Regions from separate parts of the Homo sapiens genome. Here region 2 is linked to region 1. Evidence: chromatin contacts called from ENCODE Hi-C or POLR2A ChIA-PET data. All regions are on one chromosome and are shown on one strand. The core of a region is the stretch at or near the end of the contact, and the rest is flanking DNA. Distances in the headings are between cores, read along the strand shown. Region 1 overlaps PDE4B (phosphodiesterase 4B). Region 2 has its middle 130 kb from the start of SGIP1.

The links. Hi-C counts contacts between places; a loop is a spot of excess contacts on that map. ChIA-PET counts read pairs that join two places held with the same protein, here RNA polymerase II (POLR2A). Pooled maps may share reads with other maps.
Region 2: a pooled map shows a loop between it and region 1 (2.3-fold over the local background). The contact joins two enhancer-like sites. A Hi-C loop is called at or near these places in 1 of 168 maps with a recorded cell type or tissue (OCI-LY7), 18 of 37 single-sample maps with no recorded cell type and 16 of 50 pooled maps. POLR2A ChIA-PET finds 5 or more read pairs at or near these places in 1 of 52 experiments (activated B cell).

The regions. Positions count from the first base shown.
Region 1 is chr1:66,244,599-66,250,557 of GRCh38, forward strand. It overlaps PDE4B (phosphodiesterase 4B), which reads left to right. Exons shown (of 17, transcript NM_002600.4): 4 at 2,862-3,056. Among named protein-coding and RNA genes, the nearest start is that of PDE4B-AS1, 200 kb to the left of the region's middle. Within about 2 kb of position 2,978, at least 4 of the 41 ENCODE cell types and tissues checked have a DNase peak (open chromatin) inside an H3K27ac peak, as active enhancers do.
Region 2 is chr1:66,397,766-66,403,724 of GRCh38, forward strand. No RefSeq gene overlaps it. Among named protein-coding and RNA genes, the nearest start is that of SGIP1, 130 kb to the right of the region's middle. RefSeq lists enhancers at 2,571-3,770, 3,262-3,341, 3,432-3,481, 3,612-3,741. Within about 2 kb of position 2,291, at least 2 of the 41 ENCODE cell types and tissues checked have a DNase peak (open chromatin) inside an H3K27ac peak, as active enhancers do.

The sequences.
Region 1 (5,959 bases), core at 1,728-4,227:
TTTGCTGTGACTGGGGCTGGTGTCTGGTTGGTGATTCATGTTTGTTCCAAAGTTGTACATCTGTGTTGGTTGCTTTGAAGCAGTGCCCCAGGGAATATGAAAGGCCATTTGTCTCCCTAAGACTGCTTCTTTGCATCAGAGACTTCTTCCCTGGCTTCGTTTAAATTCCAGCAAGCTCTCCTGAGTTTAAGTAGGGTAAGAAGGAAAGAAAACAAAAGCAAACAGGGGCATCATGGAGAGATCATTGGAGTCAGGGTCTAACCCCAGTTTACCTGGCATAAGTGAACTTCTTGGATTCTAATACTAGGGACAGAATGCCTATGACACTCATTTTAAGGGTAATGCTTTGTGGACTTACCCTCTGCCCACTAGGAATGCCTTTAGCAAAAAAGAAGGCAGAATGAGCCTTGGTGGAAACCCTGAATGGAAAGAGTTCTAAGAGCTCGGTGGGCATACCCACTTGGCACCTGCTCTAAGATTTTAGCACAGATACACACAGCAGTGGTATTCATAATATTTAATGACTGGCACTGCATGAGCACTGATGAATTAATGGACACAGGCACAGTGCTTCCAGACACCAATCCTTTAGTTACTGGATCACCAAGAAGTCCAGCTGACCCTGGAGGGCCTGGGGCAGTGGATGGATGCTAACAGTTTTAAAAGTATGTTAGTGTTTTAATATCCAGAAAGGTTGCACAGATACATACCAGATGAATAACAACATAAATACATGAAATTTCTAAACTCATGCCCACCATTAAGTTTTGTGTAATCCCCTCTTCACTTTTTAAGAACCTACCTACTTTGCCCTTAAAAATAGTTCAGAGCCCATGACCTACTGTTTCTAGGGGTTTGGGTGGCACACAAAAAAGCCCTTATCCACAGAGGGGCTTTTTATTTTGCTCAACTACGATAGATCTCACCCAAGGGAAGTTTGCAAGTCGCTTTATTATATTTTTGCTTGCTGCAATGTATGTGGCTAACAACGTAGCTCTGCCTCCAGGCAGGCTGGCAAGCAGGCTGCTAGTATGAGTGATTGTCCACCTGCCTGTCTGCCTGCAGTCTTTGAAAGGCAGCCCCATCCCAGACCATTAGCCTACTGAGAAAATTCATCTACAGTACCTTGAAAGACCAAACATATTGGATTGTTATAGCTTTTCTTTGGCCTTTTACCCAGACATTATCATTTTCTGCTTCTTATCAGACACCTGGAGTTTGTGGGTTGTCTAAAAGCAGCTTCTGTGAATGGTCTCTGGGGAAGCCTTATAACCCTGCCTTCTGTCATTTCTTCTCCTCATGTTTCAAGGAAACCTACAGCTTCAGGGTAATTTGCTGCCTCCCCGTTTTCATTCAAGAGAGCAGCCAAGGTTGCTTATAGTCTAACTGGCTCTTTATGTACCAAATTACTTTTGGTTGAATTCAGAGACTAAAGAGGAATTTCACTCAGTTATCTATTGGGCCATTCTGGAGTTCTGTCATTAGGAAAGTCTGAGGTTGTAAAGAAATTAGTTGCAAGACATGAGTCTTCCAATTCTGCTCTGCAAGTTACTAGCCTATGACTCTGAGAAAGGTATTTACATCTTGCTAAGCCTCATTTACCTCAAATGTAGAGTAGGATCATTTTATATACTTCACAGGGTTGTTAGGAGTAAATGGAATAATGTATTGGGAAGCACTTTGTAAAGTGAAGAAATATAAGCAAAATCCACCCAAAGTGAGCTGGTTGTAAGAACTAGTGAAAGGAAAGAACCAAGAATGTAGACATAAATCATGGCCGCTGAATTGGTATACAGGAAATTCACTGTTGTGGTCTAATTTGAAAAAAGGAGCATCCTCAGCCCCATATCTTTTGTTCACCATCTCTCTGCAAAGCTTTAGCTGGGGAGCAGTGAGAGTTCTGGAGAAATACTAGGGAAGAGGATTACTGTCAATTTGAGGCTAAGAGAGATTGTGTGTGCAGGAAAAAATGCATATGTAATGATAAAGGAGAATGTGAAAAGGGCACAGTGCCCAGGGAAATACCAGGAGCGTGGATACAGAAAACAAGAGACAAAATCTCTACTGCTCCCGTCTGTGTGTTCATTGATCAGAGCATGTTCAAATAATTCTGGGCTTGAGGGCACCTTTCTAGAGTGACGAAGACCGATAGGAAACCTCATGACACTCCTCTGTGGGAGCCAGTGAATGCATCCTCCCCCAGAGACAAAGCTCTGCAGCCTTGGAGAGTAATTTGGTGTTAGCAGATTAATTAAGTCATTTTCTGTGGTTAAATTTGCAGATGAATATTAAATCTCAGGCTGGGCCTCCCATCTAATAACCCAGTGGAGGTTGTCAGGATAACACTTTGTTCCTGAAACATTTAGAAATACGTGTATTGTATATTTAATGAGACTGTGATATTTATTCATGACAGGAAGAAGTCTTCCAGACAGGAAGACTTTACTCATGTGATAGTTCAGGGTCTGACACCTAGAGCTGTGCTGAATGCCCCCTCTAAAGTTGCTTATTATCACCAAGTTGTTGTATGCCTGGCACCAACGCCGAATTTGTCCAAGTTACTCATGTCACTGAAAGGCCATGGAGTTTGCTCCTGGGTTCAAATTCTGGCTCCATTATTTGCTAATGGTGGGCATGGGTAAATAACTGAACTTCAGTGCGACTCAGTTTCCTATACATAACATGAAAATAATAATGACTGCAACTCTAAGCTGTGTTGAGGATGAAAACTTTCCATAGTACATACAGTTTTATGTAAAATGCTTAGTGTATAGTACCTGCCACACGTTGGTTCTCAGTGTATACTATGTGTCCTCCTCCATGGTTATCATGTGACCAGAGTTTCCCACTTTCTCTTTAAGCTTTGATGTGGAAAATGGCCCTTCCCCAGGTCGGAGTCCACTGGATCCCCAGGCCAGCTCTTCCGCTGGGCTGGTACTTCACGCCACCTTTCCTGGGCACAGCCAGCGCAGAGAGTCATTTCTCTACAGATCAGACAGCGACTATGACTTGTCACCAAAGGCGATGTCGAGAAACTCTTCTCTTCCAAGCGAGCAGTAAGTACAAGCTCTGTCTGGCTTCCAGTTTCACATTTACCTCATCTCTACCCAGGTCACAGTGGCAGCAACAACAATTCCCCATTAATCTATGGTAAGGATGAAGGAAGAAAATGAATATGAGCAGGGGTGACGTGATGACCATTTTAAGGACATTAATGCTCTATAGCATGCGGAATATGTAGCTGGGGTCTCCAAGGGTTTTGGAAAACCTAGACACAGTGTTTACTTTACATCTTTTACTGATACCTTAAAAAAATTATTTTGCTTCATTTCCTGAACTGTTGAGTCATTTATGGCATGAGAACCTTAACACTTTTTATACATCACACTTGAAATTTCAGCTGTGTGTGCAGTTTTCATGAGGCTCCAGCAAAGAGGAAAAATGGTGATTGGTTATATGCATGCTGTCTCAGTAGCCTTTGCTTGGTGACTTTAATAAGATGTCATTCAGACACATGCCTGTGTCCCTTCTCTGAAACTTTAACACAATGCCCACTTGTTGCCTGGCTCCTTGGTGAGACACAACACACTCCACCGCCCTGTAAAGCACTGCTGATATTTTTGTTTTGCCGCTATTAATTGTAAATCTCTAAATTTTATTTAAAGAACAAGATCTAGGTTGTGTCACCCATTTATTAAATTTCCAAAACCAAATAAAATTGGATTCTGGAATTCATGCCTTAAAAGGTTTCTGGGCACAGATACAATTGTTTTTATATTATATGTCATAAAAGTATCAGTAGCTCCCTAAGGTCTCCAGTTTGGAAAATTCCACTCTGTTCTCTTCTGCTATTGGAAGGGAAGTCAAAAATTTCACCCTCTGGTGAAAGGGGGAATTTTGAAGCTACCAGCAAAAAAATATTCCTTGAGGCATTTCTGCCAGCACATTTTAATAGACGCACCCCTGCCCTAAAATATCTCAATCATTGTGTGGGCCCAAATTCATTTTTCAGTCATTTGGCAAAATTTACTGATTCTCTCCTTTGTGCCACACATTGTGTCAATCTCTGGTGATAAAAGACAAACAAAACAGTGTAAAAATCACAGATGAGTTAAAAGCATATCTCATTCTCAAAAAATGTGCATGCTGTCAGGGAGGTTACAGCTAAATAAGAAAGATAAGAGGAACACACACATACAAACATAACAGAGTGAAAGGAAATAACATTTAATGAGCACTTCCCATGGAGCCGAGCTCATGTTCTTATGTTATCTCTGTTAATCTGTCAGGTAGGTGTCTTTATTATCCCCACTCCATAGATGATGAAACTGGGACTCTGAGAGATTGAGAAACTTGCCCCTATCCCATGACTGTGTATCATGCTGTGTCCCATGATGTGGCTAAGCCTGACCATATTAAAAACTTTTGGAATCTTTCCATCCATGTTCTTCAAATTGCAAAGTGGCATCTCTACCACTAGGTAGAAAACAAATGACTGCAGAGTAGAGGTGTCCAAGGCTGCAGGAGAGGTAGGTAGCCAGCAACTTTGCTGTAGATCTTGTAGAACCCAAGGCATTTCTGACAAAAGTTTGAATGGGGGTCTTTGAATGCAAAGATATTGGGAATTCTTTCCTTCACCAAGATAAACACCTTTCTAGGCTTCATCATGGAAGACCGTAGGTCATGTGGTGAGCTCAAAGTAATTAGAGCTTAATTCACATAGTATTTTACAGGTGCAAGATTAGCTTTGAAATCTTGTCATTCCCCAAAAACTAATTCCCTGGCTAAGAGCTCTCCAGACTCAAGCCAAACGGCAGGAAGAATCTCAAGGTCATTCAGAGTCGCCCCAGAAAACTCTACTGCACTTCCAGATTAAATCTTGTGTTTCATTATTTGGAATCAAAAGGTTGTAGAAATGTTAAATTTGAAGAGACCTTAAAGATCACAATCCAACTGAATCTACGGCAGTCAAAAAAGAGGTGTAGTTCTAAATGACACCGCATCCAGCATCCCTGTTACTGGTAGTTTACTGTCCTTTCAATTTTACTGGCCAGTAAAATTCCCCACCACCCGCCCCACCCCCTGCCCCCAGTAACTTTAGAACCTAAATTTTCCAACTTTAAATTTAGGCAAGTAAAAATTATATATGTAAATTATTTAATATCATTCTCACTTTTTAAAGATAAGGACTTAGATAAAAAGTAGTATGGGCACAATTTCATAATAAAAAGCAGCCTTTCCCAAGAAAACAAGGTTGGCAACATAATACCACCCTATCAAAAATACTGATAACAGGATATATTAAAATCTTTGTGTGAATGAAAATAGCACAAGATTTTGTTTTCCAAATATTTCAGTACCACAGAAAAAAACTTTTATATATTTGTCAGTTTTGGAATTATATTTCACAACACGCTGAGAAGTAGAGTTTGAATAATATTAAGCTTCTTCTAGTAATTTAGTTTTAAGTTGGCAAATCCAGTTTCACATAAATATCTGAATCTGAACTAAAGTAATGCTCTTAAAGCTATTTCATATGATTATTAACTCTTTAAGATGAATCGAAACAGAGGAACAGCAGCTCCCCACACTTCCCGCCCCTTTTTTTGCCTTCTACCCATAGATCCAGGAAGCAAGAAGGGTGCTAATAGACCAAGAGTCTAGATGTGAAGGCCACTGGGTGGGGGCTGCCGGATGTTCCCTGCTCACAGACCTCATACCCAGCACAGAGCTGTCATGAATTTTTTATGAATGGTGGAAAACTTTGCATAATTCTACTGCATTAAATCCTAGTAATAAAGGAAACACTAGCTTTTAAATTTTTCTCATCTGAATTTTTTCAGAAGAGTAACAGAAAATTATAGTCAGGGGAGAGTGAGTGAAAAGATATTAAGAGTAAAAATGTGAACAAGAAAAATTAAAAGTAGCTTTAACTTTGAGCAACAAAGGAGAGGATCAG
Region 2 (5,959 bases), core at 1,041-3,540, 150 kb after region 1:
TATCCATTAACAATATAGGCCTGTCCAGGCACAGTGGCTCATGCCTATAATCCCAGCCCTTTGGGAGGCTGAGGGGGGCAGATTGCTTGAGGCCAGGAGTTTGAGACCAGCCTGGCCAACATGGTGAAACCCTGTCTTTACAAAAAATACAAAAATTAGCCAGGTGTGGTGGCGCATGCCTATAGTCCCAACTACTCGGGAGGCTGAGGCATAAGAATTCTTGAACCCAGGAGGTGGAGTTTGCAGTGAGCCGAGATCGTGCCACTGCACTCCAGCCTGGGCGACAGAGAGACTCTGTCTCAAAAAACAAAACCAAACAATGTAAACCTGGAATAGACTGAAGCTGGGTGTTCTAACTGTGGCTGCATAAAGCAAAGGGGCTCTGTCATAAGACTGCCCCAGGTCTGAATCACAGCTGTGCCACTTGGTATCTGCTGGAACTTGGGCAGTTTACTTAGTAACTCAGAATCTCAGCTTCCCAAGCTGTAAAATAGACATAGAAGTACCCATCTTCAAGGGACTTTATGAGGATTATTGGAGTTGAAATGTTTAACAATTAGGCACATGATGGACTTCATAATAATAAACTTTCTTAATGTATAAAGAGAATTTGGAAGTATAATTGCAGAATATTTAAAGTTGAAACTACCTTAGGGTAAGTGGGAAGGAAAAAACAGAAAGGACAACTTATTTCAACTTTTCTCAACATAAGTTATCTTTAAGTATGAGTGCTACACAATAGACCTTTACAAAAACAACCAAGAGGGCAGGTGTATGCTCTGCATGCATTCATTCACCAGGTTTGGTAAATGAGTTACCCATTTACCCCGGTAGTATAAGAGATTATTAAACTGTGGCACCAAAAGACAGACATACTAGATGTTGGACACTTGAGCAAATTTGTAAGCTGTCCATCCAAATTTTTAAGCTGCAAAAAGGAAATTGTTAGAAAACCATTAGATGACTTGCACACATTGAGGAGATGAGACAGTTGGGATGCTGAAGATTAAGAGGATTTGTGAAGAGGATTTCATCAGAGAGAGGTGTTAGTGAACAGAGTCTCAGATAACTCCCGGGTTTTAACTTTTTCAGGCATAGTGCCAGGTACAAAGTTGATATTCAACAAGCATTTATTGAATGAATGATTGAATGAATAACTGATATATCACTATAACCTGAAATAGGTAAGAAATAGGGAAAGAGCATTAAGAGTCTTTAATCTTGAGGCTGCAAATAAATTATATCACATAAAATTAAGAAAGTTGGCTGGGGGCAGTGGCTCCCATCTGTAATCCCAGCACTTTGGGAGGCCAAGATGGGCGGATCACGAGGTCAGGAGCTTGAGACCAGCCTGGCCAATATAGTGAAACCCTGTCTCTACAAATAATACAAAAAATGGCTGAGTGTGGTTGCTCATGCTTGTAGTCCCAGCTACATGGGAGGCTGAGGCAGAAGAATTGCTTGAACCTGGGAGGCAGAGGTTGCGCTGAGCCGAGATCGCACCACTGCACTCCAGCCTGGGTGACAGAGCGAGACTTTGTCTCAAAAAAAAAAAAATTTTAAGAAAGTTTGCAGGTGTGATGAGGGAGCCAATTTTTATAATCTTTGAAGAGTATGGAGTAAAATTATAGAAGACTAGAAATAGTTTCTCCTTTACAAAAAAAGCTGAATTTCAGAAATGATAAAACTGTGCCATTAATTTTGGCAAAACACTAAAGTGTATTTCTAAACAGTTAGTCATGAAAGTAGTCTTCACCAGGAGCTAGCATTTGTCTGTTAGGGTTACTAGAGTAGCCTGAACAGGAACATACTAAAAATAATGTATTCTGATTTTAGGGAGAGATTTGATAGCTGGGTAATTGCAAAAATGTGGTTGCAATGATAAGACAGGCATAATTGTAGTTTGTAACTACCTTACACAAATTCATTAATGGCAAATTAGTCTAGATGGAATCCCTAGATTCAGGATGTAGAGTAGTGGTTTGCAGTCCTGGTCAACTGTTAAACAAGGAAACTTTTACAACACATCAATATCTGCCTCCACACTCAGAAATTTAGATTTTTTTTGTCTGGTATGGAGTCCAGCCATTTGAATATTTCAAAAATTCTCTAGTGTTCTAACATACAAAGTTTTAATCACTATTTTCTTAATGTTCTATTCTTGGCCATGGACTTTACAATATATTTTTAAGGAACATATTGAATGAAGACAGAAAAACTCCTTGTGTTGTGTTTGTAGATGAGTCAAAACTAGAAAATGATGACATTAAGCCTGAAATGAGCAAACAAATGAAAACCTTCAACAAGACAGAAAAATGAGCAAAGACACTCACAAAGTAAAATGTCTTGTTACAGAGGTATTTTGCTAATGAAATGAGTCAACACGTAGAAAGAACTTAGAGCAGAATTAGGTACATGCACACTCAATACATTTATCACACCAAATCCTGCTCACCGTAGGTCAGCATTCTCTCCATATTAGAGAAATGAAGGTACAAAGAATGTGCCCTTCTAGCCTAAGATCATGCAGTAAGTTGCAAACCTGGGCTTCAAACCCAGTCCTGACTCCAGTGTCCAAGTTCTTATTTACTATTCTGAGTGTTAGTGTGAACTTTGATTTTAGGACTGAAAGGGATGTTAGAATTTACCTCAGACATTTTAGAGAGAAAAACTGAGGTTTGGAAAGGTGAGTCATTTGCCCAAATGCACAAAGATAGAGAATGGTAGAGGAAGAAGAACGAGGAGGAGGAGGAGGAGGAGGGGGAGGAAAAAGGAAAGGAAAGCAAAGGAAGGGAAGGGAAGGGAAGGGAAAGGAAGGAAAAGAGGACAAAAGGAAGGAAAGAAGCCAGGTCCTGTGTTTAGGGACCTTTCCAAATCAAAGGAAATCTGGGAAGGTTCTAACTTATTTCACGGAAAAGGAGTGCATCAGGAGGGAAATCCACAAGAAAGCTTTGAGAAATGCTCTCAAAGAGGTTCTGACTCTCACAGGTAGTGCTAGACGTTTCTCAGTAATCCTGAGATCAGTCTATTTCTCTCCCTCACAGCCCCATGCCTGGACTAAGCCTGTTTTGTCTTGTCTTGTCTTGTCTTGTCTTGTCTTGTCTTGTCTTGTCTTGTTTTGTTTTGTTTTGTTTTAGAGGCAGGGTCTCACTCTGTCACCCAGACTGGAGTGCAGTGGTGCCGTCAGGGTTCACTGCAGTCTCTACCTCCCAGGCTTAAGTGATCCTCCAACCTCAGCCTCCGGAGTAGCTGGGACTACAGGCACACACCACCATGCCTGGCAAATTTTGTTTTGTTTTGTTTTGTTTTGTTTTTGTAGGGATGGGGTCTCACTGTGTTTTTCAGGCTGATCTCAAACCCTTGGCTTCAAATGATCCTCCTGACTCAGCCTGCCAAAACACTGGTATTACAGGTGTGAGCCACCATGCCTGGCCTAAAGGTTTAATTAAAGAGGTGAACTCCCATGTCAAGGAGAGTGTTAAAAGGTAAGAATTGAAGTTTGTTTTCTCTGGCTTAGGGAAATCCTGACCCAGAGATGTGGAGAAGGATATTGAAGATGTTTTATACCAAATTATAAAATCTTGGATTAGGAGATTTCAGAAGACTTCCTAACATGTACTGTGGCTGCTCTTGCCACATGAAAAAAACCCATGGTCCTGTAGAGTATGCTCCAGTGATTTCTGGGAATCCCCAGGTGGAATCCCACATGTACTCATGAACCAGCTTTATTGGCTACTATGTTGCTTCTACCCCGTTTTTTCTTTTTTCTTAAACTCATTCTGTGTAACGAAGCTGCCTCACTCAGTAGTGAGAATGAAGATTAAATGAGATAGCACATAGGCACTCAATAAATCAAAATTTGTTGCAATAATGCCATTAATAATGAAGAAAAATAACTCCGCTAGTCGCTTCTGCTATTTTAAACTAGATGTCCACTGGAGTCAAGAGAGACTAGAATAAACTACTAAGGAATATTTGAAGGGAAAGATAATCCTTTTCTGTCAAAGACAGTGATTCAGGCTTCAAAGGCAGGAGGATGACCCAGTCTGGACACAATAACAATTCCAGGCACAAGTTGCTATGTGTTGCAGGCAGGATCTCCTAAATGGAGTCCTGGTGGACACCTGTCCTAAAAGCACCCAGAGCTCACACTGCTCCAGCCTGCACCTCTCACCTCCAGCCACCTTGGAGAATGAAGATAAAGACAGTGATCACTCCAGAGTGCATGCTGAGGCTCAGGGCCTGTGCTACATGCTGCAAGTATGTGACCTCACTGAGTCCTCACAGCAACTTATAAAGCCAATGCCCTTTACAGAAGGAGAATATATAAATTCATAAGAGTTAAATACCTTGCCCAAGGAAGTGTCTATTTTCTGACTGTAAGACACATCCTTAACCCCTCTGTATATGTCAGGAGTTTCCGGTAAATGTTCTCTACCTAGACCTGCAAGAAGGACTCCTTCTCTGCTCATCTGCTTAGACCCTAAAACCATCCCCACATCCTGGCCTCCTATGAGTCTAGCCTGGCTGCTTTGCATCCTCCCCTCATGGGAGTATTTGTGAAGAATGGATTTAGCTTCTTGGCTCTGCAGCTTTGCTTCTGAGCCAGACAGAGGACTCACATGACTCCAAGTGTCAGGTCCCCAGGGACACCAGTGCGAACACCAGCTGCAGCTGTGACTCCTTTTGCACACACTGTTTTTGGAGGAGCTCTTACCACACTCTGAGGGACTGAGCACACTATTCACTTTCTGAAGGGTACTGAAGGAACATCTGGGGTCATCCTGCCTTGGTCAATATCCCTACATCTCTGCAGTAAAAGGCAAGCTCTTCTCACCCTTCCAAGCACGGAAATGCCTGCTGTCAGGGAGAAAACTTCCAGCAAAAGCTGGTGCTTTTGGACAGTACCAGATCTCCCTATCCCAGCTGATTTTCATAATTTCCTAGTCCTGAAATCGAGGCAGCATTTGCCAATGTCTATGCTTCTTGCTGGCAAGAAGATACAGTCTCAGCAGAATCTGCATGCAGCACTTTGGGGAAGAAAACTTGAGTGTTTTCAACATCTATCCTGCAGGCTTGATGTCCAGGTTTCCATGTAGGTCCTTGAAAGTCATGTCTAATAGAGTTGTGTACTACGTGTGCCTCAAGCTCCAAAATCCTTTGTCAGCAGCTCGAAATGACATCTGCTACTTGCTTAAAACCTCATGTCCTTCTTGAAAGTATTAGCCCCACTCTCACATTAGTTTAAGATCCTCATCAGAGAATTTTCTAAAGAGCCTGTATTAAGGATTTCACGGGAAGATATCCTTGATCTTCCTCTGTAATGCATCTCAATTCCTTATAACCTAACCCAAATACAACAAACCAAAATAATTTTGAGATCAGACAGACTGAAGCTGAAATTACCCAAAATGCCACTGGTCAGGTTTCCTGGAAACAGACTCATAGAGGGAGATTTTTGCCAGATGTTTCTTGGAGAGTGCTCTCGGGAACATCTATAAGGGACCAAGGGAAACAGGACTGGGCAGAGAGAGTTGAATAGAATGAAACAGAGGTTTAAGCTGATCCCATGGGGGAGTTCTGAATCTGGGTTGGCCTTTTAGAGATGTCTCAGATTAACCTCTCTGACCTTCGTATCTCTGCACAGACCAGCTTCCAGGGAGAGGTTGTGTGTAACCTTGGATAAGGCAGTTACCTTTGGTAAAGAGAGCCATTTTCAAAGAGGAATTTACTTATGGGCCATCAGCAGGCAATGTTTGCAACCACTGGGGGCACTGAATGCCTTTGTTTTAAAGGTGGGATTTAGGTGGCACACCACAGCATCCACTGCACAAGGAAACTCTCTTACTCTCTAGGAAACAGAGGCCTAGAGAAGAAAAGCGGGTGGCCCAGGGTCACACAGCAAGGTGATGGAATAAAAAAACAGTATGGACTGCTATGGAAACCGGGAGCATTAAAA